Linked DNA regions of Homo sapiens: regions 2 and 3 are each linked to region 1. The links are chromatin loops, found by intact Hi-C in ENCODE. Cell type or tissue: PC-3. All regions are shown on one strand.

Evidence for each region. Hi-C counts contacts between places; a loop is a spot of excess contacts. Peaks named below come from ENCODE experiments on the same cell type or tissue, not always from the same donor. Only the 100,000 strongest peaks of a DNase experiment are listed, where the experiment ranks them.
Region 2: a loop joins it to region 1, with 12 times the contacts of the local background. A loop is called at or near these places in 10 of 110 quality-filtered maps.
Region 3: a loop joins it to region 1, with 6 times the contacts of the local background. A loop is called at or near these places in 3 of 110 quality-filtered maps.

Annotation. Positions count from the first base shown.
Region 1 is chr11:78,145,849-78,153,848 of GRCh38, forward strand. KCTD21-AS1 (KCTD21 antisense RNA 1) reads left to right here. Exons shown (of 3, transcript NR_102281.1): 2 at 3,129-3,245. Among named protein-coding and RNA genes, the nearest start is that of KCTD21-AS1, 10 kb to the left of the region's middle. In PC-3, a CTCF peak has its summit at 4,026 (motif pointing right); a DNase peak (open chromatin) is centred at 3,963; H3K27ac peaks cover 563 bases.
Region 2 is chr11:78,212,908-78,220,907 of GRCh38, forward strand. USP35 (ubiquitin specific peptidase 35) reads left to right here. Exons shown (of 11, transcript NM_020798.4): 11 at 739-2,325. The coding sequence ends at 906. It overlaps GAB2 (GRB2 associated binding protein 2), which reads right to left. Exons shown (of 10, transcript NM_080491.3): 9 at 7,412-7,537; 10 at 2,386-6,508. The coding sequence ends at 6,365. Among named protein-coding and RNA genes, the nearest start is that of USP35, 28 kb to the left of the region's middle. In PC-3, no CTCF peak of the experiment used is centred here; a DNase peak (open chromatin) is centred at 4,174; H3K27ac peaks cover 769 bases.
Region 3 is chr11:78,225,276-78,233,275 of GRCh38, forward strand. GAB2 (GRB2 associated binding protein 2) reads right to left here. Exons shown (of 10, transcript NM_080491.3): 4 at 1,190-1,776. It also overlaps a transcript of USP35 not described here. Among named protein-coding and RNA genes, the nearest start is that of USP35, 40 kb to the left of the region's middle. In PC-3, a CTCF peak has its summit at 3,295 (motif pointing right); DNase peaks (open chromatin) are centred at 3,296 and 7,076.

The DNA of each region.
Region 1 (8,000 bases):
CCTTTTCCTTTATTGTATGTCAGGCTCCTCCTATCCTATGACAAATCCTGCATGACCCAGTTCAGATGATCTATGAAATTTTCCCAAAGCACTTCATGCAGGTTTCTTTTCAGAATTTACAATTGTAACCCCGATGACAGCTAAGCCCTCCAAGATTCTTCAAATCTAAATAAAACTGACTTTGCCCAACCATTTAGTCTCAATTTGACAGCCTGTGGAAGCCAAGGCTTTCCCTTGTATTTCTGCAGAGTCTCAGAGGCATACATTTTCACATCACCTCTTTTCTCCTGGACTTCCTAATTCTCAGTTGTGGCCTGTGTTCTTACCTTATAACCCAGATTGGAGATTCAGCTCCTTCACTGCTTTCCAGGCAAAACCTGCTGATACACAGTATTTATGAGTACAGAGACTTTACTGACGAGCACAGCACACACAGCAAATCCTTTAAATCTCAAGGCATCAGGCTGGCCCTCCCTGGTCCTCTTTGACTCTTTGGCCATGTGGTGTCCCCCTGTTGCCCTTTCCTGGTGCAGTTTCAGTCTCCCCATTTTTCTGATCTTCCCTCACTCTCTGAAACAACAAACCTCTTCGAAAGCCTTTCTTGTGTAGAGTAGTTCCAGGGCGCTTTCTGTTCTTGGCCTCTCCTTCTACCCAAGACCTTATGAAGGTGTTATTCCAAAGAAGACAATTCCTTTCCCAAGAGGAGTTCTTGGACCAACAGGATAATAATTTTCCAGTCATCTTGTATGTTTATAAGCATGTCTTAGTTCAGGCTGCTATACCGAAGTACCACAGACTGAGTGTCTTATAAACAACAGACAAACAGACATTTATTCCTCACAGTTCTGGAGGCTGGAAGTCTGAGATCCAGGTCCAGGAAGCGGGTCTGGTGAGGGCTGTCTTCCAGGTTGCAGACTGCCAACTTCTTGTATCCTCACATGGTGGAAAGAGAGTGAGAGCGCTTTCTGGGCTCTCTTTCATTTTTATTTACTTATTTATTTATTTTTGAGACAGAGACTCACTGTGTCACCCAGGCTAGAATGCAGTGGCATGATCTCTGCTCACTGCAACCTCTGCCACCAGGGTTCAAGTGATTCTCCTGCTTTAACCTCCCAAGTAGCTGGGATTACAGGTGCCAGCCACCATGCCTGGGTCATTTTTGTATTTTTAGTAGAGATGGAGTTTCACTGTGTTGGTCAGGCTGGTCTTGAACCCCTGACCTCAAGCAATCCACCTGCTTCAGCCTCCCAAAGTGCTGAGATTACAGGTGTGAGCCACCGCTCCCAGCCAGTGGGCTGTCTTTTATAAGGGCACTAATTCTACTCATGAGGGCTCAACCCTCATAACCTAATTACTTTAGACAGGCCCCCACCTCCCTATACCATCACATTGAAGGTTAAGATTTCAACATATCAACTGGGGTAGGGGGCTCAAACATTCAGTCTATAACAGAGTGTGCCTCACCCCATGGGTCTGAATCAGGTCTGGTCTGAGTTGGTTGTCCCAGATCCCTGCACAGAGCTTGGAATATAGTAGGCCTTCAGTAACATTTGTTGAATAAATGAATTTGTGATAAATGAGAATGATTGATTAAAAAATACTGAATAAAATAATGAATCAGCTAGGCGTGGTGGCTCACGCCTATAATCCCAGCACTTTGGGAGGCCGAGGCGGGCGGATCACCTGAGGTCAGGAGTTTGAGACTAGTCTGGCCAACATGGTAAAACCCCAACTCTACTAAAAATACAAAAAATTAGCCAGGCATGGTGGTGGGTGCCTGTAATCTCAGCTACTTGGCAGGCTGAGGCAGGAGAATCACTTGAACCCGGGAAGCAGAGGTTGTAGTGAGCTGAGATCGCGCCATTGCACTCCAGCCTGGGCAACAAGAGCGAAATTTCGTGTCAAAAAAAAAAAAAAAAGAATGAATCAGTTGACATTAATTGACCTGATGGTTCCCAGGGATCTTTGCCCTGCAAAAGAAGAAGCTGACAGAAGTTCTAGTCCTAATTCTAGTCCCAGTTTTGCCTCTCAGTTGCGTGTAATCATGGGCAGGTCACTTTTCCTCTCTGTACCTCAGGTGAAAAATGAGAAGGAGGCTTCTTGTTATTCCTTTTTGTTCTGCCAACCACACCTCATTCTAATCGTCACCTGCTTGCCACCTGATGCTTCATGCTGGGACCTGGCTGGCCTGCTGGGTAGCTTATTATTAAAATCCACCTGCCTGGTTAAAAAGTGCTTTCAAAGCAGAGGGCCCACCTGGAATTGTTCTAGCTCATGATTCTTGTTCAGCCACACCATTGCATTCCTTGCCTTCCTTTAATGCCTGTTACAACTGCACATTGAATAAGCTCTTTCATTCTCCTCCCAATTTACGAATGAAATCCCATCAATCTTTTCCCATGCCCAGCCCTCACGCAGGAGTGTGTGTCTATGTGTTTGTGTGTGTGAATGCGTGTACCTGCATTCACTTGCATGCATACACACACACCCTCTTCCTTAACCAGGTTTATTGTGTCTGAAATTTTCCGAAACTTTGTATAGGCTTTCTGAAGGAAGTAGAAACCCCATGTAGTATTTGTGTTTTTTTTAAGACAGGGTCTCACTCTGTTGCCCAGGCTGGAGTGCAGTGGCGTGATCTTGGCTCCCCGTGTAGTATTCGTAGCAAGGCTTTGGTCATAGTTGCTTTTTCACTGTTTGAGGCCTTCACTGGAGCTATCTACCATGAGTCCTCAGAGGCCAGGATTTCCAAGGAGTAACTGATCAGTTTTCATTCGTTCTTAGCTCATTGATATCACTAAGCCTCTGTGTCAATAACTAATGTAAGTATGTATGTATGTATGTAAGTGCAGTGGTGTGATCATAGCTCACTGCAGCCTCAAACTCCTGTTCTCAGGTGATCCTCCCATCTCAGTCTCCTGAGTAGCTGGGACCACAGTTACGTGCCACCACACCTGGCTAATTAAAAAAATTTTTTTTGTAGAGATGGGTCTTGCCATGTTGCCCAGGCTGGTCTTGAACTGCCAACCTCAAGCAATCTTCCCTCCTTGGCCTCCCAAAGTGCTGGGATTACAAGTGTGAGCCACTATGCCTAGCCAACATCTAAGATCTTTTTTTTTTTTTTGAGACAGGGTCTCGCTCTGTATCCCAGGCTGGAGTTCAGTGGCACGATCTCCGCTCGCTGCAACCTCCGCCTCCTGGGTTCAAGTGATTCTCCTGCCTCAGCCTCCCAAGTAGCTGGATTACAGGTGCGTACCACCATGCCTGGCTAATTTTTTGTATTTTTAGTAGAGATGGGGTTTCACCATTTTGGCCAGGCTGGTCTTAAACTCCTGATCTCAAGTGATCTGCCCACCTCGGCCTCCAAAAGTTCTTGGATTATAGGCGTGAGCCACCGCACCTGGCACAACAACTAAGATCTTTCTTCCCGCCTCCCTGCTCCCCCAGAGACAGTCTCGCTCTGTCAACCAGGCTGGAGTGCAGTGGCGCAATCTTGGCTCACTGCAACCTCCACTTTCCAGGTTCAAGTGATCCTCCCGTCTCAGCCTCCCAAGTAGCTGGGATTACAGGCGCGTGCCACCATGCCCAGCTAATTTTTGTATTTTTTTAGAGACAGGGTTTCACCATGTTGGCTAGGCTGGAAAACTAAGATCTTAATTTGAGTGCCAAAGGGTGTCCCACAGCTCCTTTCCTATATTTTGTTATTGGGGCGGGGCCAGGACACACATTTCAGTAATCTTTGCTTTTAAGGGTTATGAGGTAACTTAAAATATGGAAAAAAAAAAAACAGGTATAACACACAGAACCTTAGATTTCATTGTTGCCAAGCTCCATGTGAACTAGGATATGAATAGTAGCAATGATTCAATTATTATTAATAGCATACACTTACTAGATACCAAACACTGGGTGAAGTGTGATACATAAGTCATCTCATTTATGTAAACATTGTGAGGAAATAGAGCACTGGAGAGTTAAGGAACTCACTCGGGTACTCACTGCTGGTAAGTGATGCAGCCAGGATTCAACCCAGCCCATCAGATGGCAGCATCTGCATCTATAACCATTACACTATTTCTTTCTTCAAGCTCCCAATTTGTGTTCTGAGGAGAGACTAAATAAGGAAAAGAAAAAAATGTCTTCCCCTATTTAGCCACCAGACCTTTGCCCATGACTTGGAAGTGTTTGCTGTGGAGTCTCCTATCTTGTCTTTTTTTTTTTTTTTGAGATGGAGTCTCGCTCTGTCTCCCAGGCTGGAGTGCAGTGGCATGATCTCGGCTCACTGCAATCTCCTCCTTCTGGGCCCAAGCGATTCTCCTGCCTCATTCTTCCCAGTAGCTGGGATTATAGGCTTCCGCCCCAACGCCTGGCTAATTTTTGTATTTTTAGTAGAGACAAGGTTTCTCTATTGGTCAGGCTGGTCTGGAACTCCTGACCTCAAGTGATCCTCCCCCTTTGGTATCCCAAAGTGCTGGGATTACAGGCGTGAGCCACTGCACCTAGCCTCCTATCTTGTCTTCATGAGTGTTCAGAATTTTGTGGTGCACTGATCAGAAGCCCAGAGGAATCTAGACTTCATTGAGGTGCACCTTGGTATTTGAATCCCACTCTCTCTTTTTGTTTTTATTTTTTGGTGGAGTGGGAGGGTAGGGGCAGACAGAGTCTCACTCTGTTGCCCAGGCCAAAGTGCAGTGGGCACAGCTCACTGCAGCCTTGACCTCACAGGCTTAAATCATCCTCCCACCTCAGCCTCCGGAGTAGCTAGGACTATAGGTGCACCACCACACCTGGCTAATTTTTGTATTTTTTGTAGAACTGAGGTTTCGCCATGTTGCCCAGGCTGGTCTCAAACTCCTGGGCTCAAGCAATCTGCCCGCCTCGGCCTCCCAAAGTGCTGAGATTACAGTCATGAGCTACTGTGCCCAGCCCAAATTCCTCTTTATCAGCATCAGATCATATCAATATCAATTTTATAAAGACCATTAATATCAACCAGGAGAAGGATGAAAGCAAAATGTTCTAAGAGCAAAGGGACTGCTGATTATCATCAAGTGACCCTATTTCACAGGAAGAAAATGTGGATGACATTTTATGACCAACAGCATTGTTTATTTAACCTTGGAGCACAATAGAGAAAAACTTTTGACTCCAACCCCCAGTCCCTGAAGGCAGAAGTCTGAAATACCCTCTCAATTCTGTTTATGGCCTTAAAGCATTTGTCTTAGCCTATATTCTCCCCAAAGCAGGGCCTGAGACAAAGGCTTATGTGTGAGTAGTTTAATTTGCTGTGCTGATCTCAGGAAGCAGGAGCTATGCTTGCAGAAAATGAAATAGGGAGTGCAAATATAAGGATAAGATATTAACTACTACTGAGGACAACTGATTACTCAAGCATGGGAGACCTTCTGAGAGACCATATAGGATGCATTTAAGGACTGTCTTGCTCAGGGGAAGAGAGGGAGAAAAGGTTATCCATCAGTTTCCCTCTCCCATTGGTCAAGACTGGCCCTAGGGAACATTTATGTTTCCTGTAAATGAGTGCTAAGTGGACTCCCACAGACATCAGGCATGGCAGCTCAAAGAGACTGGAAGGCAGAAAATGAAAGACATGAGACGGGCCTGAGGCCAGGCATTTTCAGGTTACATCTTCATGAAGATGGTCACTGCTGCACAATGGCTGGAATAAGAGGTGAGACTGACAAGATATGAAGTGGGACATGAGAGGTGTTTGACAGAGTCCAACCCTTGCACCATTCAAGCCCACTTAAAATGCCCTTGTGTAAATTTAATTTGTCATACGGTCGTCTTCAGTATGGCAGTTGGCTGCGTTCTCTGCAAACACTTGATAATCCAAGCAAATTAGTGAAACAAGTTATAACACTTGCTGCTACAGTTGATCCCAAAGCTGTAATTGATATTCATTATCTGCTTCTTCTACCACTCAATCTAGATTTCTCTTATTCTCATCTAGCACTTTGGCTGGCCTGGATTTCTTGCTTGGTGGTGGGACTATGACTGTCCCTGAAGTCCTTATGATTGCCTTACCCTTGATATGATCATGATTACTACAAATAGCCTGTTCATCATTACCACTGGATTTGTTCCTGAGCTGACACTTAACTGAGCCTTACCAGAACATTCCACCATCATCTGCCAGGGTCTGTTTTATTGCAGAAGCCATAGAGGTGATCTGAATAGAGATATAATGGGCATAAACAGGCTTGTGTCCTCTAAGTCTGTTCTGATGGTGTTAATCTCTGCAGTTCTTTCTGGGATGCAATATTGCTTCTACTGATGGGGGCAGTGAAGTGTCTGGGTAACTTCAGGGGCTTCCACTTGGCCCTTTCTACTACAGACTCTTACTCGGCTGGATGTGGTGGCTCACGCCTGTAATTCCAGCACTTTGGGAGGCCGAGGCGGGCGGATCACTTGAGGTCAGGAGTTCGAGATCAGCCTGGCCAATGTGGTGAAACCCCATCTCTACTAACATTAGAGACTACAAAAATTAGCCGTGTGTGGTGGTGGCATGCCTGTAATTCCAGCTACTCAGGAGGCTGAGGCAGGGGAATCGCTTGAACCCAGGAGGTGGAGGTTGCAGTGAGCCGGGATCAAGCCATTGTACTCCAGCCTGGGTGACAGAACAAGACTCTGTCTCAAAAAAAAAAAAGATTCTTACTCCTCAGGTCAGAAAAACAACACAAGAATTCTAATATCTGCTAAATATATATCTGCTGATCTCTACTTCCAGAAACTGGGGAATTAACCACAGGGTGGGTCCGTGAATGCATAGAACCAATGTGAAATGCATTTGGGCTAGAAGTCATTTTATCACTTGGCTTTCATCATTCAAATTCATCATCTAAAAATGGGGGGCTGCATGCGGTGCCTCACACCTGTAATTCCAGCACTTTGGGAGGCTGAGGTGGGTGGATCATCTGAGGTGAGGAGTTCAAGACTCATCCTGGCCCACAATGCAAAACCCGTCTGCACTAAAAATACAAACATTAGCCAGGCGTGGTGGCGGGCACTTGTAGTCCCAGCTACTCGAGAGGCTGAGGCGGGAGAATCACTTGAACCCAGGAGATGGAGGTTGCAGTCAGCCGAGATTGTGCCACTTCACTCCAGCCTGGGTGACGGAGCGAGACTCCCTGTCAATAAATAAATAAATAAATAAATAATGGGGGTGACAGTTCTTATCACTTACGGGTTTTGTGAGGATTAAATGGTATGTGTAAACACCAAAACAGCTGTTGACACACAGTAGGTGTTCAAGAAATAGTACTGTGATAGGACATTTTTCTACAGAAATCCTGACTCCCGCTTTGGATGATTTCCTTGAATCCTGAGTTTTTTGAATTCCCCAAATTGTCCTCCATGGTACTACATAGTCATTAAGAACAAAGATTTAGGAGCCAGATCATTGGGGTTTTGAATCTTGGCTCTACCAGTCACTAGCTGTTGGATGTTGGGCAAGTGGTTTAATCTATCTGTGATTCAATTTCTTTAATCTATAAAATGAGAAAAATTATATATCTCACAGTATTGTTTTGGTAATTGAGTTATTATATGGAAAACACCTAGAATTGCCTGGCACATAGTAAGCAGAATGTAACTGTTAGCTATTATTATTTTATTGTTATTTTTTGAGATGGGGTCTCACTCTGTTGCCCAGGCTGGAGTGCAATGGTGAGATCATGGCTTGCTGCAGCCTCAACCTCCCACGCTTAAGTGATCCTCCCACCTCAGCCTCCCAAGTAGCTGGGACTACAGGTGCATGCCACCACACCCAGCTAATTTTTGTATATTTGTAGAGACAGGGTTTCACCATGTTACCCAGGCTGGTCTTGAGTCCTGGGCTCAAACAATCCGCACACTTTGGCCTCCCAAAGTGCTGGGATTACAGGTGTGAGCCACCATGCCTGGCCTATTATTATTATTAATTGGCCAACACTACCACCTAGAATTTCTTACTAGCTGGCTTTTTTTCCCCCATCCGTTGCTTA
Region 2 (8,000 bases), 67 kb after region 1:
CGGGTGTGGGGGGAGGGGGTCCCACTACCCACGTGAGCCTCCTGTGTGACTCCCTAGAGTCAAGGGTGGCACTGGCATACTGAGCAGCTGGAACAGCATGGGCTTTGACCAGTGGGATGGGTGCCAGTGCCTGGAGTTTGTGTTTTGTGCGGGGGAATACAGCAACTGGTGTGGGGACACCAGACCGGGTGTCACCAACATCAACTCCTTCTTCCCCAAGGACACAGCCTATGTGCTGTTTTACCAGCAGCAGCCCAGGGAGGGGCCTGAGGCTGAGTCAGGCTCTCAGGGACAGCTTCTGCCATGCTGTCCAGATGGAGGCAGGGTGGCGGGTAAGGATCGCCATGAGGCTGACGTCCTGGTAGCAGGAGGATGGGCTTTCTCATAGGCAGAGCCCATTCCTCGTGATCATGAGGCCTGCGGACAGGTTCCCGTGTGGTGTGATATGACCCTCGAAGTCCTCAGACCTCTCGGTACCACATTAGGCCCTTGTCAGCTAGTCAGTCACACCCTAGTATCAGCTGGCTCAGGGACTAGAGTTTTTATTGAGAGGAGGGGGTCTTTTGAAGTCTTTTGAAGGTGTCCACCCCGGATATCCTGCCACTGAGCTGCAATGTCTCTGTGTGTCCAGGCCCTGGGGACCTAGAGGAAACATTGAAAGGTGTTGTGCTGGGTAGACTCACTCTGGCTTCAGGGTGTGAATTCTAAGTCTAAGTCTCCTCTCATCTGTGTTCCCAGGAGCAGGAGAAGGAGGCCCGGAGCAGGGCGGCCTACATCTCTGCACTCCCCACATCTCCGCACTGGGGGAGGGGCTTTGATGAAGACAAGGATGAGGATGAAGGCTCTCCAGGGGGCTGCAATCCTGCAGGTGGCAATGGTGGTGACTTCCACAGACTGGTCTTCTAATGTGAACCTGCTGCCAACCTGACCCCTTCCCTCCAGGAGCCAGGTAGGGCCTGAGGGAAGCTGTGGAGGCAGGCCCTACCAAGAGGAAGGATGGTACAGCTCATGGCACCTTAGTCCTCAGCCTGATGAAGGGTACACAGAGATTCTCTCAGATATGGAAGTAAGACCTAAGTCCCTTTCATTGGGGATCAGTCCCATTAAAACTTTACACCCAAGTGTCCTGGTTAACTTGAAGCAGCCGAGATGGGCACACACGGGTCTTTGCCTCCCCCTCCTTCCCTAGCAGGCTCCCCATGCGGGAAGATCTGATGATGTTCAGGAAACAGGCTAGACCTCAGCTCCAATGTTTTGACATCAAGTACTATTTTCCTTCCGACTGCTGTACGGTATAAAGCACAGCAGGATCCAAGCCTTGCACAAAGGGGTGGGGGGGGCAGTGTCTCCTCTGGCTGTCCTGTTTGTTTGTTTCTCATATGGGGGTGGGGGGTACCTGCACTGTCTGTACCTTTCTGAGAAGAACAGAGACCGAGACCTGCCCCCTTACCAAGCGCCACTGCATGGTTTTGGGGGGGGGGGCGGGGGGCTAGCTTCTCACAGCAGGAGGCCTTTGCCCCCACAGCCCCTCCACGCCTGCCTCAGGGCCTGAGAAGCCACCACTTGTATCCCCCTTGTGGTTAGAGTCCTGATTTTACTGCAAAGGTGTTCATGTTCCTTGTGAAGTGTGGGCTCTTAGGAAGCCTGTGGGCTCCTCTGAGCAGTTGGCCTTTGTAGCTGCAACAGCAGCCACCTGCAGGTTGGGTGAAGTGCCCTGACACTGCTGTAGCCCCCTTCTAACTTCTAACCGAAGACAAGACAGACACCCATGTTCATAAATAAATAAAAGTAAGCCTAAGCAAGAGATTGTTCTTCCTTGGACTCAGGGGCTGTGATGGCCACTGGGTTTTGCTCACGGGGTCTGGGGAGGCCAGGACTCAGCCTGCCCCCCAGTGACGTGTGAGATGCCACAGGGAGCCAAGAGCCCTCTACTGAATCTACTGAAGTGGGGTGTAAGTAAACGTGTGGACTGACTGACTTACTTACCTTACTGAGGGCTGGGTGATGCTGCCCGTGGAGAGGATGCACCTGGGAGGCAGCTCTCAAGCCTTTACCTACCTCCTTCCCCAGGGGCTGCCTGCTGTGATGGTGGTGTGGAGTTTGGGCCCAATGTCACAGACCCTCAAGATGTCACATCTAAGTGACCTGTGAAAGCAGCAGACAGACACGCCCAGAACCCATCTCTAGACGCCTAAGAAAGCTGGATGGGTAAATGCTAGTATGATTTCCACTTTACAACAGACGCTGAGGTAGAGAGCATTTGTTCTTATTCACAGCCAAGAAAAATACCCAATTATTTCCAAATAAAGCAAAAATTGGAACAGACTGGAGTGAGAACGGGTTCCACCACCAAGCCCCTCAAGACAAGATGGACACGGCAGCTGGTTCTGGGGTGCATTTCTAGTGGACTTTATTGTCCTGCTCCAACACCACAGTAGAAAGGGACCTGCAAGCTCCAAGCCTGTACCATGTGTCACCACAGCAAAAACATGACCCACTTGAACACACTCCTGTCCCACCCACCGGATAAATATGTTACAATTTAAAAAAAAGAATACAACAGAATAAATTAATAACTTAAGTGATTAGGCACCAACAGTGATTTGAAAATTAAATGTCAATTTTAAATGGTAACAAGACAAGAACTCAAGACTGGGCTTCCACTAGCCCATTTTCTCTTCCTGACAAACAGTGACAATTCTGCGTGAAATAATTCTAGATTTCAAGACACAAGTAGCCAACAAATACACAACACATGCCACCATAAATCACATGACAGCCTGGATCTCTTGGGGACCCCCTCGGCAGGTACCCCATTGTGGTCCCAGGTCCTAAACAGCAGGGCTAGTCCCAGAAAGACGACCCCCCACGGAAGGGCTTTAGCGCTCCTGAGACCAGTCTGGCTTCCCCTGCATTTTATGAAGGCCCAGATGGGGAAGGAAGAACTCTGGAAATGGGATAGGGGTGCTGGGCCGAGATGTCCCCATGGGAGAAGGGGCCAGAGGGAGGATGAGCTGAGCCCATGCTCCAGTAACTTCAGAATGGTTGTGCTTTTGTCACAGGAATGGGGCATACTTTGTTAACTTCTACATTGGAAACCACTAAAGTCAAGCTAGGAGGGGACTGGGGATAGGTACTGCCCACCCCAATCCCCCAGAAAGAAGTTACAGAGGAGGGAGTCTCCCCTTCAAGCAGCTGAGCACCAGCTGTGGATGGGACCTCAGCGCAGCTAATCCAACCTCCCATTCCACAGACAGGCAGATCAAGGACTTAAGGAGACACCATCTCCCTATTTCTCATCGTTCTCACTTGACTTAACCTTGCAGAAGTGGAGCTGGAAGTGGGTGAAGAAGGCTCCTTGGAGAGCCCCAGGCAGGGGGCCTGTGTGAAGCAGTGCTGAGTGGGAAGGTATCCCCTTTCCGTAGGCTCAGTCCTCTCCAGGCCCCCAGGAGAGGTGGACTTTGACCCATGGATAGGCCAAAGGACCAGTTTTTTCAACTGAGTTGACTCCTTTGTTGGAGGAGGTAGTGGGTGGAGGGTGGGGATATGCTAGATACGGCTGGTAGTTTGGGGCCTGTGAGCCAGAGCTTTGCTTTCAAAAGGTCAATTTCACCTCTCATCCTTCCATCTCTACCCCTACACTTGCACCCGAGGGATTTTGGTAGTTACCAGAATAGGGGGCTGGAAGGAAGCCTCCTGGTAGTTACCAGAATAGGGGGCTGGAAGGAAGCCTCCTGGGAGATTCGATTTGAACACCTCAGTCGCTCTCCGAAGATTCCAGCCAGGTCCACTCACATCATGGCACACTCAGAACATGCTCACATGTTTATGGGAGGCTGCAATAGTCTGGGCCCACTTGTGGCTGCTGCGGGTACAGGGAAGGCACCAGTTAAAAGCTCTGTCGTATGGGGCCCCTTGTAGGGGGCCTTTAAGGCACACATTCAGGGCTGGGCAGAGTGAACCAGCACCCTGCCAACTCTGCCCAGTGTAGCTACCACCACTGCTTCCATTCACTTATTGGAACACCAAGGCATGGCCCCTACACTTCTGAGTGGCTGGACCCATATGCTCAAAGGCCTTTTGTTCCCAAGACACAAGGCTTTCCAAGCCTCTCCTTCCTTCTTCCTCCACTGGACCCAAGCCCTGCCCTCCTCCTCTGTAAAAATCTGACTCATCCCCTTCTAAGGCCTACCTCAGGCACTCCCTTTTCCTAGAATCCACCTTCCCTGATCCCCCACTCCTGCCTCTGACACCAACCTCCCTAAGTACTTCCTCTGCCCTCCATCAGCATTTGAAGTCTCTGTCTGATGGCCATCACCACTGTCTCATGTCCTTGTCCTTTTTCTGATTGTGGCTATCTTAAGTTCAGGGAGAAGGTCTGATTGATTCTTGTGTCCTTAGTGCTTAACCCCAGAAACTGGAGACAGCAGCCATTAATAAATACTCCTTGAGTTGATCTAAACTAATGCTAGGAGGAGAGGTGCAGCTCTTGAAGAAATAACTTCTTCCAGGATGGGACTTAGAGAATGGCTAGGCCATTGGTCTGGTGAACTATGCATGCTCATGGGAGCTGAAAGGGGAATGGGGGCAGAGGACAGTGGTAGCTGTCCCCATCAAACATGGCAGGAAGTCATTGTTTGGGAGGAAGAAGTTCTGTTCGCCCCAGGGTAGAATGAAACGTCTGGTCTGTCCTGTTGCTTCTGAAACTCTTGAAAATTTAGTCAAGAACAGTCAACATAAAAACATTCAGATCCCCCACCCTTAGTTTAAGAGAAGGAACCTTGGGTGATGCCCTACACCCCGTCCCTGCTAATCTGATGGCCTTTCAAACCTGGGGAGGAGAGTCCAAGATGGCTCCTGGAATGCTAGGGAGCAACAGAGGGCGGATGAGCTGAGGAAACACTGGGCCGGCACCAGGCCAGACTCGTTCCTACCCTGCGATCTGACATACGCCACAGCCCATGGGCACAAGCTGTCAGCCATGCCTGATGTGGTCCTCTAGGCATCATTCTGCCCTGCTTTCTCCTTGTCCTGCCTGACCCACTGTCCCATCCTAGGAACGGTCCTCATGTCACACCACCATGCACACCACTCTTGCACGTGTCCCTCCTTCACTTTCTGCTCCACCCTGCACCCCCAAGGATTGCGTTGGGCACCCCCCAACTCCCAGGCCCTTTGGATGTATTTCCCCACTTGCTACATGGCCTTCACCACTGCTTCACATCTGTCTGCTACCTCTGTGCCCGACTTCCACTGCACTGCTCACTGCAAAGAAACTCACTTCCCGACCCCACTGCAGAGTCCCCTGCACTGCCCTGTGCCTCTGCCCAGCCTGTGCCTGTCCCAGGGTTCCCCTCAGTCCCTGCATCACCCCCATCCACACCACACTCCCTCCCATATTCCCCACCCCTTTACCATGTGTTCCTGCCCCATGTGCTTGGTCGCCCAGCTTGGTCCAAGCCTTCCCCTGTATGCTGCTTTCAAGGTGGGGCTGGCGGGGGCCTCTGAGGGGACTGGGGAAGAGGACTAGCCCTTGGGCCTAGAGTGGCCTGTAGCTCCAGAGTTCTGGGGACCCAGACCCCACAGTGTCCTTGTCATCTCCACCACCCGAGCTCCAAGCCCTGCTCCTTGCTGCTCTAGGTTGGCCATCAGTTTTCCCTTCCTTTTGTCCTTCATCTTCTGCCTCTGCACCCCACAGCAGCTGTCCTGCCATGGCCTCAGCCTCAAAGTGGGTTCCCTGCAGATGTCAGCTTTCCCTCTTCATCTGGGCATCTAAGTCCTTTACCCCTCAAGACCACTGCTGAGCCTCCGTCTCCACCATCTCCTCTTTTAGTGGCCTTGCTTCTCTCCTGCCAAGAAAAACAGGAATGAAAAAGTCCATTATCCACTTTGGTTTGCTGGTCCTTGACTCCCTGGGTTGGTGAGACTTGTCTTCTGGGACTGAAGGAGAGGTAGCCCAGTGGCCGGAGGGAAGATAGCTGAGGGCTGTGACTGAACGTGAGGTGTGGAATCTGGCTCAGAGCCCCAGCCCTTCCCTCCAAACATCTGGTAGAGAGTCAGGTCTAAAGGACAGGAAGAGGCTGAAGGATGCTTTTTGGAAGTAGCTCCTAACTAAGGTGGGTGGAGGCATGGCCATTACTGATAAAAATCACAGCTGGGCCCCGAGTGGGCAGAGGAGGTGCCTTGATCAGGCCCTCACCTCCCAGGGGAAGGGTTCAGGGTCCCTGATGTCAAGTGCTTTGAAGGCTGAGACTGGCAGAGTAGAGAGGAGGTGGATGGGAGGAAGAACGGGAGAGGGGAGAGGGGAGATGGGAAGGGCCAGCTCTGGAGATGCTGCCTCCTGGGCTCTGCGGTGGCCCTCTCATCACAGCTTGGCACCCTTGGAAGGCTCTGAGGACTGCCGCACGTCTGTCCACTCCTGCATGGTGTTCTGCAGGGCCTGGGTCTTCTCCTTGTCCACCTGAACGTAGTCCACCTTCTCATCAGAGGTGACGGATGAAGTAGATGGCTGAGGGGACAGAGTGGGAAAGAGGGAGTAGCTGTGAGTTACCAGTTAGGTGGGGAGGAAGAAGGTGGGCACGGGATCTTCCTGAGCTGTCTGAAGGGGAGAAGAGCATGGCCTCTGCCTGCCACTGACCAGCCTCAGGAGCCTGGCTTCTCTTTCTGAATGTGGGCTTTAAAGCTCAGACTCCAAACTCATCATCCCTCCTGCAGGATGTAGCAGCACCTGCCAGCCCTTCTTACTTCCCGGCTTCTGGGAGGACCCAGGCCCTTCCTTGGCCCTGGTGGATGGGTCCAGGCCTTCATCTCTGCCTCCACCCATCTCTGTCAGGTCGCTCATCCAGGGGAAGGAATTTGCTAGGTGCAAACAAACATCAGCCACAGGACTTTACGTGCTGTGCTCACTGCCACCCTGTGAAGGGGAACCATGCTGAGGCACAGCTCTGCACCCTTCTGTCTAGACTGCTTAGCTATAAGGATGCCTCCTGGGGAGGCTTTCCCAGGCCTGGAAGTCCCTTCTGAAGGCTGATGTATCGACGGCAGGGCTCTGGACCCACTCGAGAGCCCAGGACCAGGAGGCAGTATCCTCATTCCTGGATCTGTTGCTGATTCACTTTGTAACCTTAGGACAATCAGATCTCTGTGCACTCATTTGCCCATCTCTACAACACGGGGGATGGGCTGACTGATGAGGTTCTCTGACTGAGGGTACTGTGCTCTGAGAGCAGGAATAGGAGTCTTTAGACCTAGATGAAAGCTCTATGACTAAAGATGCATCATAAAAGCTGGGTACTGGAGCAGGAGGGAGGCTGAGTGCTGCTGTTCAGTGTTGAAGGCACCCTGGCCTCCATGATCTCTGCCTCCGGGACCCTGAGAGCTCTTACTGCCCCCCCAACTCTACTCCAGGCACCTTGCGGTGGGGGCTTGGGGAGCTCGGCTGGAAGTCCAGGGCCAGATAATCAACGCTGCCGGTGCTCTTCTTAGGGGCAGGACTGTTCGTGCCACTGGGAACGGGAGATGCAGACACTGGGTTTTGCTGTCACGAGGAGGAAAAAACTGTGAGTGACTGCAGAAAACAGACTAACCCACCACCCAGAAAAACACCTCTGGGAGTAAGAACACTGTTTCCCTGAGCCCTACTCTGACACATGCACCATGCTAAGGACTTTTCATGTTTTCATTTTAATCCTCATGACAATCCTGTAAGGTAGGTATGATTACTGTTGATACTGTTTAAAGCAAAGATGAAACTGTGGTTCACTTTACTTTCAGAGAAGTGACTTTGCCTGTGGCTGCACAGCTGTTGAGTGATGGGAATCAGGTCTGTTTTCTGACTTCCAAACCTGTGCTAACCCCTGTACCACACTGCCTCCTTTCTAGCACATCAGGCCAAGTCTCATCAACAGTGGCTCTCCTGAGACATCCAGCCTTTGCTTGCTGGCGCTTAAGAAAGGAGCACATTTCCTTTATGCACTGGAAAGTTTTCTTCTGTCGCACCA
Region 3 (8,000 bases), 79 kb after region 1:
TGTGGTTCAAGGTCTTACTGATACTCCAGAAGATACTACTCTCAACCCCAAATGATAAGGAATTTCTTCGAACACATCACTCCTCAGTTCAAAAATTCCTCCTGGGCTTCTAGATGTAGCTCCAGTGTTAGCATCTGCAGAGAAGCTGTCCTTGACTACTCTACCCTCATCTATGCACCTCTCCTTTGACTCCTACACCACTCACCTGTCCTGCTCACCCCAGCCATCACTTCTCTGAACACCACAGTAACAATACTTGTCCTGATTTATATGTGTTGGTTTTATTTTCCCAATGAGATGTAAGCTCTGAAGGGCAGGAACATGTTTTATGTATGTCTTTATCATCTCAGTTCCAAAACGGAGTATGACTGCTCAAATTGTCGATGGATTGAAAGACGGCAAAGAGGTCTAAACTAGGAGCTGGGACTCTAGGGTCTGAGTCTCATCTCTGGCACAATGACTCTGCAACTCTATTTAAGTCTCTTAACTGTCATTGGCCTCATGTGAGATGGAGACAAGGAGGTTTTGTCCCACCAACCTCTCTGCCTGGCTTAAACAACAGGATGGACAAGAAAAGGCTTTGCAAACCATAAAGCAAGATGCAAAATGAAAGGAATTAATATTGTTCTATTTTTTCATCATACAGAGGAGGTTACATGCAGAGTTGGAATACTCTCAGTGGAAAACAAGTAACAATAGAATTTAGGTACTTCAAATAAAAGTTTTGACTTCAACCAAAGAGATTCAAGTATGATTTAGAAAATATTAAGACCTCGTTTTGCTTTAGCAGTCTGTTAGTCCACACAGGTTTCACTCCAGTTTGGACTGATCTTCTGAATTTATTTTTTAAATCTTTGATTTGATTTACAAATGAATAAAATACAATGATTTGGGCTTCTAAACCCATAATATGTTATACTGTGGTTAATCAAGAATGTCCTATTCTCCATTAGTAGAACATTAACTTCTCTGGGGCTAGCTCTGTTAGACAACTACTACTAACAGCCTCCAGTGCTGGAGGACCAACTGGTAAGGGATCTGGGTAGAAGACACCTATGTTTTTGAGTATCAGTGACCTAGGTGGTTCGTAAGTTCCCCTCGGCCATGGATGACCAAGGACCATCAAACTATTGAGAACCCCTGTGTTACCTCCTCCTCCCTCTGAGTCTCAGCTAGGACTTATACTGACCTCGGTGAAGTCGGCTGTTGTCCATTGCAGGGAGGGTGTTGCGTCTGGGGATGGTGGCAGCGACAGATCTGCTATTTTCACTGATTGGCGGTCTCTGCTGAGGACTGCCCCATCGAGGTGTTTCTGCCTGACTTGGCTTGGGGGGGCGGGGTGGGGGAGCTATGGCTGAGTCCCCAGGAGTGGCCACTGTCATGGCATTGTGGTTTTTGTCCAGAGTGAATGTCCTAGGGATCTGGTAGGCTGAGAGTGGGGTGGCCGGAACATCCATATTGTCTACCAGGAGGTCCCCGAACTCCCTGCACAGGGTGTTGCTGGGCGTCTTGAAGGTGTACACATCCTCATTATCTGTCTCGGAGCCTGTGAGGCTGCCCTTGGTGTGGCCATGGGAGGCCAGGCTGCGGGGGAGGTCGTAGGTACTGTCTCTGAATTCTGTATTGTGCCGGCTCGGCTTGGGAAGGCTATAGAAGCCATGGACTTGACCACTGATCCCGTTGACACAGTGTCCATTGCCCTGGGCAAGTTTTTGTACAGCTGTGTCACTCCTCATGAGAAAAGAGGCTCTGGTGCCCTGAGAGAAGCTGGCACTCCTAAAAGAGAAAGAAGGGAAAGGGCAGGAGGGTGAGACAATTACTAGCTGTGTGACCTTGAGGCAAAGCACTTTCTCTTTCTATACTTTGGTTTAGGCATCTGTAAAATGGTGACTAAAAGCATATTTTGAAGGTTGTTCAGACTCTAGTATATGAATGTTTAAACAATGTTAGACTTCATCCGTCCCCCATCTCCAAATGGCAGTTAATAGCAGGGGTTATAACCCCCACTCCCTGAACAAGTATCAATAAGCCAGATGGATTGCCTATTTGTTCACTGTTTTAAGTACCGCAGAATATGCACATTCGAACACAAATGTTGTGAGACAGTGGAAAGAACCTTTAAGTTGATGACAGGAAACAGCAAACAAGTCATTTTACCTCTCTGAGTCTATTCTGCCACTGTGAAACTAGCCCATGGGTATTGATGTTGTAAGTTGAAAAGAATTATTTGGGTCAGGTGCAGTGTGCAGTGGCTCATGACTGTAATCCCTGCACTTTGGGAGGCTGAGGTGGGAGGTTCACTTGAGGCCAGGAGTTCAAGACCAGCCTGGGAACACAATAAGACTCCATTGCCACCAAAAAAAAAAAAAAAAGAACTAGCTGGGCAGGGTGCTGCACACCTGTAGTCCTAGCTTCTGGTGAGGCTAAGGGAGGAGGATCGCTTGAACCCAGAAGTTCGAAGTTAGAGTGAGCTATGATCGCACCACTGCATTCCAGTCTAGTAAACAGAATGAGACCCTGTTTCAAAAAAACACACGCCCCAACACAAACAAACAACAAACTATTCAAACGTAAGCTCTAGATTTATTTTCTACCATGATTTATGGTTGGTTAAGAGGCATTTTGAGGGGAAAGATCTCTTTCCAGAGACCTAGAAATCTATATGAAGAATGGTTTCCTGTTTGGGAACTATATATAGAAAAAGTTTTGATTAGTACATTTTTAAATTTAGGTTTTGGGCAATAAGGCAAGCAGTAAAAAGAGAAGAGAAACAAGAGGGGAGACTTGTGTTAGGTTCCAGTACTGCTACTGATACGTGCTGTGTGTATCACCAAGCCTCCTCTCTCAGGTGGGACCTAGTACGTCACAATGATTTCTAAGGGCCCATCTGGCCCCGATGCTCTACAAGCCCTTCGTTTCACAAGAGTGGTTTTCAAACTAGATTCCAGGTTCTCTGTAAGTGCTTTGGGAAATTGGAGGGTGAGGTTCTGAGCAAGCAGGGATTTAGGTCTGCTTCTTTAGCTTGTGTATGATTCTTCATAGGATTTCACTTGGGGAAAAAAAGAATCAATCCTTTGTAGCAGGGATTCTAAGCCTTTTGGAGGCTATAGGAGTTTTTAAGATTCTGGTCAAAAGCTCTTGGAGTGTCTCATCAGAAAAGGCAAATCTCGTATACATATAAACTTGTTGGGGCTGTAATACATAATAGCCCTCTGAGGCCAATCCCTGGACCTTTTGCCTTATAGAAGCTCTCTCAGCTCCTGAGGAGTTTGTTATTTACAGATGTGGCCACCAGATGGTGTTAGAAAATAGGGGCCAGAGCTTAGAAAGAGGAAACAGGTGTGTAAAGCCAGGCTTCCTCTCATGTAAACTGTACCCACCATGATGGCTAGGAATTCCAGGTCAGTCTCCAAACCTTCACTGATGCTCCTCCTTGGGCCTCTGCACTCCTCCTCCCTTTCTGTTCCATTCCAGACACATAACCAAGCCAACAGCCATGGGCTTGGATGATTGAACATCTAGGCTTTAGATAATGTAGTGCTTAGGGAAGAGGACGGGGGTGGCGGGGGGAGCGAATGGTAGACATAAGGTGTTAATGTTGTATGCATTTTTTTGGTGCCTTTCATTTTGCTTTTTTTGGAATTTCCAACTCTCTGTTGGATGCTCCCATCTGGATTTGTTCATTTTACATTTACTGATGTCCTAATTTCCATCTGGGCCAGGCAAAAGGGATACAGAGATGCCACCTGCCCAGTGAGGGGTGGTCTGGGAATGTCACAGTAGGGCAGGAGATGACATGGATGCAAATCATTACAGTCAAGTAGGGGTGAGTATGTAGCTGCTGACAGTTGGTATCAGCCCTTGCTGGGGGTGGTGGTAGACAATGTCAGGGAAGCCTCCTTCAGAGATGTTTTATCTTGAGTGAGTCTGGAAGGATGAGCCACAACTGGCCAGGCAGAAGGCAGGAGAAGGGAAATGGTGTTCTAGTTGAAGGCTCAAAGATGTAGAACACAACCTGGCAAGTTCTAGAAACTCGAAGCTGCTCAGGCTGCAGCAAGCACATTAGAAGGCAGGGCTGAGAGAAGACACTGGAGGCCAGGCCAGGACTAAAGGGAACGGGGAGCCTCTGAAGGATTTCAAGGTGGGGATGGGGTTGCAAGAGCATCACAGGCACCCTGCAATAACCTTCAACATACTCAAGAATGAACTCATCATCTTCCTCTGGAACTCTTCTCCTCCTGCCTCTCTTATTTTGGGAATGGCAACAGTTACTCAAGCCAGAAACCTGGGAGTCACCCACATTATGATTTCTGCCCAGGGCCTCTCTGATCCTTCCATCCTACTAATATTTACTTTCCTAACTTCCCAGTGTAAACATTTTCAACACCGCCTCAATGCTTCAGGATTAAGCCCAAACTCCTAGGTTTATCCCAACTCATCTCACCAATCTTTTCTCTTTAGTTCCCTTTTCCACTCTAGGATCCAAACCAAACTTTGCAGTGTTCCCTGTGTGCCCCAGTTAGTCAAGCATTGGGCTTTGCTGCATTGTTGGGCTGTGTCTGGAAGGCTTCTTACCTCAATCTGGCAAGTTCCTACTCCATTTATCCTTCAAACTCATCTCAGAAGACACATTTTTTAAGGCCATTCTTACATCCTCTACCTCTAAGCATTGCTTAACTTAATCACTTGCTTAACTTTGTTCTTGGAGCAGGTAGCAAGTGTTACCTATATTAGGCACCATTACTACTTATCTCTGCCAACAGACTGTGATTTCCTTGAGGAAAGAAACTGTGTCTTACTCATTTTTCTCTCCTTAGCACCTAGGTTAATGCTTGTTGCATTATAAATAATGAATAAACGTTTGTTGTAAGTAAGCAAATGAATAAACAAACGTATGTTGCTGCTATCCCTTTTCCTGGGCTTGGCCCAAACCTTCTGATCAGCAGATCAAAGCCCTTCCTCTGTAGAACCCACTAGCTTACGTTCCAACTTCCCTCTACCCCGGCATCCTCCTGTCTCGCTCACAGAACTACTCACTCATCCCTAAACATGTCCTGTGTAGTCTAAACTTCAGCCCTGGTCTTGCATTACTCACCTCCCTGTGGAACGCTTCCTTGATACATCAACACCTTACACAAAGTCCACAAGAAGCCTTTTCACTCTACAAAGGTATTACAGGTCCCTAATTCTCCTTTTTATGGTAATCATTCCTTCCTCTGTGCTACCACAGCACTCTGTGCTTCCATCGCAACACTCACCTTATTCTGCCTTATGTCAGTTATTCAGGTCTGTGTCTTTCCACTTCTACCAGACCATGTGCTCCTAGAAGGCAGAGGGCCATATCCTGTACCCTGGCATAGTGCCAGGCATATGATAGATAATAGTGACACATGTTGAGGGAGACTGATTATCACCTCAGTAACCAAGTAAGAGGAGTTGAACAAGGGACTCTTGCCCAAAGTTACATACTCAGAGGGCAGGGAATTTGTTCTAGCAGCCAGGTCTCTGGGTGCCCCCACTGCGCAAACCATGCTAAAATGTGGTCCCTTTGGGCAATAATCTAGATGGGGAATTCCAAATACTCAGCAGTCTTATGGCCTTTAGTATTTTCATGTAAACCTTAACTGAGGCCTGTGTCACTGTGATGACCTGAGTTGCTTTTGTGGGATGGATAATCCACCTGGAAGTGGTGGATTTGGAGAGAGGCTTCTCTTCCAGGGCTGGGCTTACAGAAGCCTTATAAAATAGGCAAGATACTATGCCATACATATCACATGTGATCTCATTTTAAATCCTCCTAATAGTTCTGAGACACACCTCTTACTTTCACATTATCAGATGAGGAAAACAGTAAATGGCAGAGTTGGAGCAGGAAGATACTCAAACACAAGCACGTATGGGAGCTCCCCAGAATCAAAAAGAAGTTTGAGAGAAGATATTCCCTCAAGCCAGCAGTGCCAAGTGCCTTCCCTTTCCATTCCTGGCCAATGGCTCTTCCAGAGGCTATAGAGGCTATTGCCACCATACAGTCTCTCCCTTGGTGCGCGCGCGCGCGTGTGTGGTGTGTGTGTGTGTGTGTGTGTGTGTGTGTGTGTCGGAGTCTCATTCTGTCTCCCAGGCTGGAGTGCAGTGATGCAATCTTGGCTCACTGCAACCTCCGCCTCCTGGGTTCAAAGCGATTCTCCTGCCTCAGCACCCTGAGTAGCTGTGATTACAGGAGCGTACCACTGCACCTGGCTAATTTTTGTATATTTAGTAGAGACGGGGTTTCATCATATCGGCCATGCTGGTCTCGAACTCCTGACCTCGTGGTCTGCCCGCCTCAGCCTCCCAAAGTGCTGGGATTACAGGCGTGAGCCACTGTGCCCGGCCTTCCCTTGGCTTTTAAAAATGGTTTTCTAGTTTTTCTAGCCACTTCATTTTGTACTTGTTCTTCCACACATTTTCATATAATTTTATATACCATACTATATGATGATTTTGCTTTTTTCTATCCCACTGGACTCCAAGAACCCTAATGATGAAGGACTCACTTTGATTTTCAATGAGTATGTTCCCATTTAAGGGTGACTTAATATAAAATGCTTGTAAGTAGATTAAACACCATTTAGAGTTCTGTAACTGTCACTGGCCATGTTTAAGAGGTCATTTGAACTATCCTCTTGCATTTGACCCATTCCAAATGGATCCTTCCTGTGAAAGAAGAAAACTCTGTGTCACAAATCTTTATGAGATGAGGCAATCTTTGTATCTCAAACCCTTCTGGCTGCAGTTCTGAGCCAATTTTGGCAGGACTCTGGTTACAGAGCAAAGCTGTATATGTGAAACTAAAAGTTGTATATTTTGCCTTTGGTCAGTCAATCAAAGCCTCTGGTGAATGAGTCAGGGAAGACTTAGAAAAGATTAATGATGGGTAAGCTCTCCACTGACATTTCTAATTTTACCATTTACCCACCATCTTTCTATAGACTACTGCTGCAGGGTCAGTGATTCTGGAATCTCACCAATGAAATTTCACTCCTAGTAACCCTCACCAGAATTATGGCTTTTCAGGGCATGTGACTCACATCAATGTATCATCTGTTACAGGTTTAACAGCCTTCTTGAAATAAGAAGACAGACACTGGCTAGAATCTGGAATGAGGCCCCAAAGGCTGGAGGACAAAAATAAGTCCAGTGAAACCAACTTGTCTTCAAAGAGAAAAAGAACTCTATTTGTCTTGACTCTGCCAGTTCAAAACTCTTTCCGTTGGCAATAGATATTATTCTGAATAGTTACTTATTTTAGCTCAGTGGAAGACCTGCATTTTGAGAAATGAAGTTATTTTAGCAAGAATACATATTATCTAGTACTTGAAGGAAGACTAGTGGCTATTATTGCAGTAAAAGTGATGATAAATACATAATTCACAGTTTTATTTCTAAGGTGCTTAATTTACTGTATCTTTACAATCAGGTTCCCACATAAATGAAAAAAGAGATAGATAGAAGGCTGGTATTAGTAGCCTCAGTAATCCAATCAGACACAGTTATGTCTAGTCTATGCGAGGCAGGATGAATGGGCTGATTCACTTTATACCCCCTACTCAAAAATAATCTTACAGGATTACTTTGGAGATCATATGAGGTACCTAATGTAAAAGTGCTTTGTAAACTTTAAAGCATCATTTCTTTCTTCCAGAGCACCTAGTATATAATGTGAATGTTAGAGGAAACACAGGATTAAAGTCTATTCATATACTTACCAATACCTGGCACTGTTAAGTTTTTTTTTTTTTTTTGGTGACAAGGTCTGGCTCTATTGCCCAGGCTGGAATGCAGTGACGTGATCTCAGCTCACTGCAACCTCCGCCTCCTGGGCTCAAGCCATCCTCCCACCTCAGTCTTCTGAGTAGCTGGGGCTACAGGCATGTGCCACCATGCCTGGCTAATTGTTTTTGGTAGAGATGGGGTGTCGCCATGTTGCCCGGGCTGGTCTCAAACTTGTGAGCTGAAGCAAT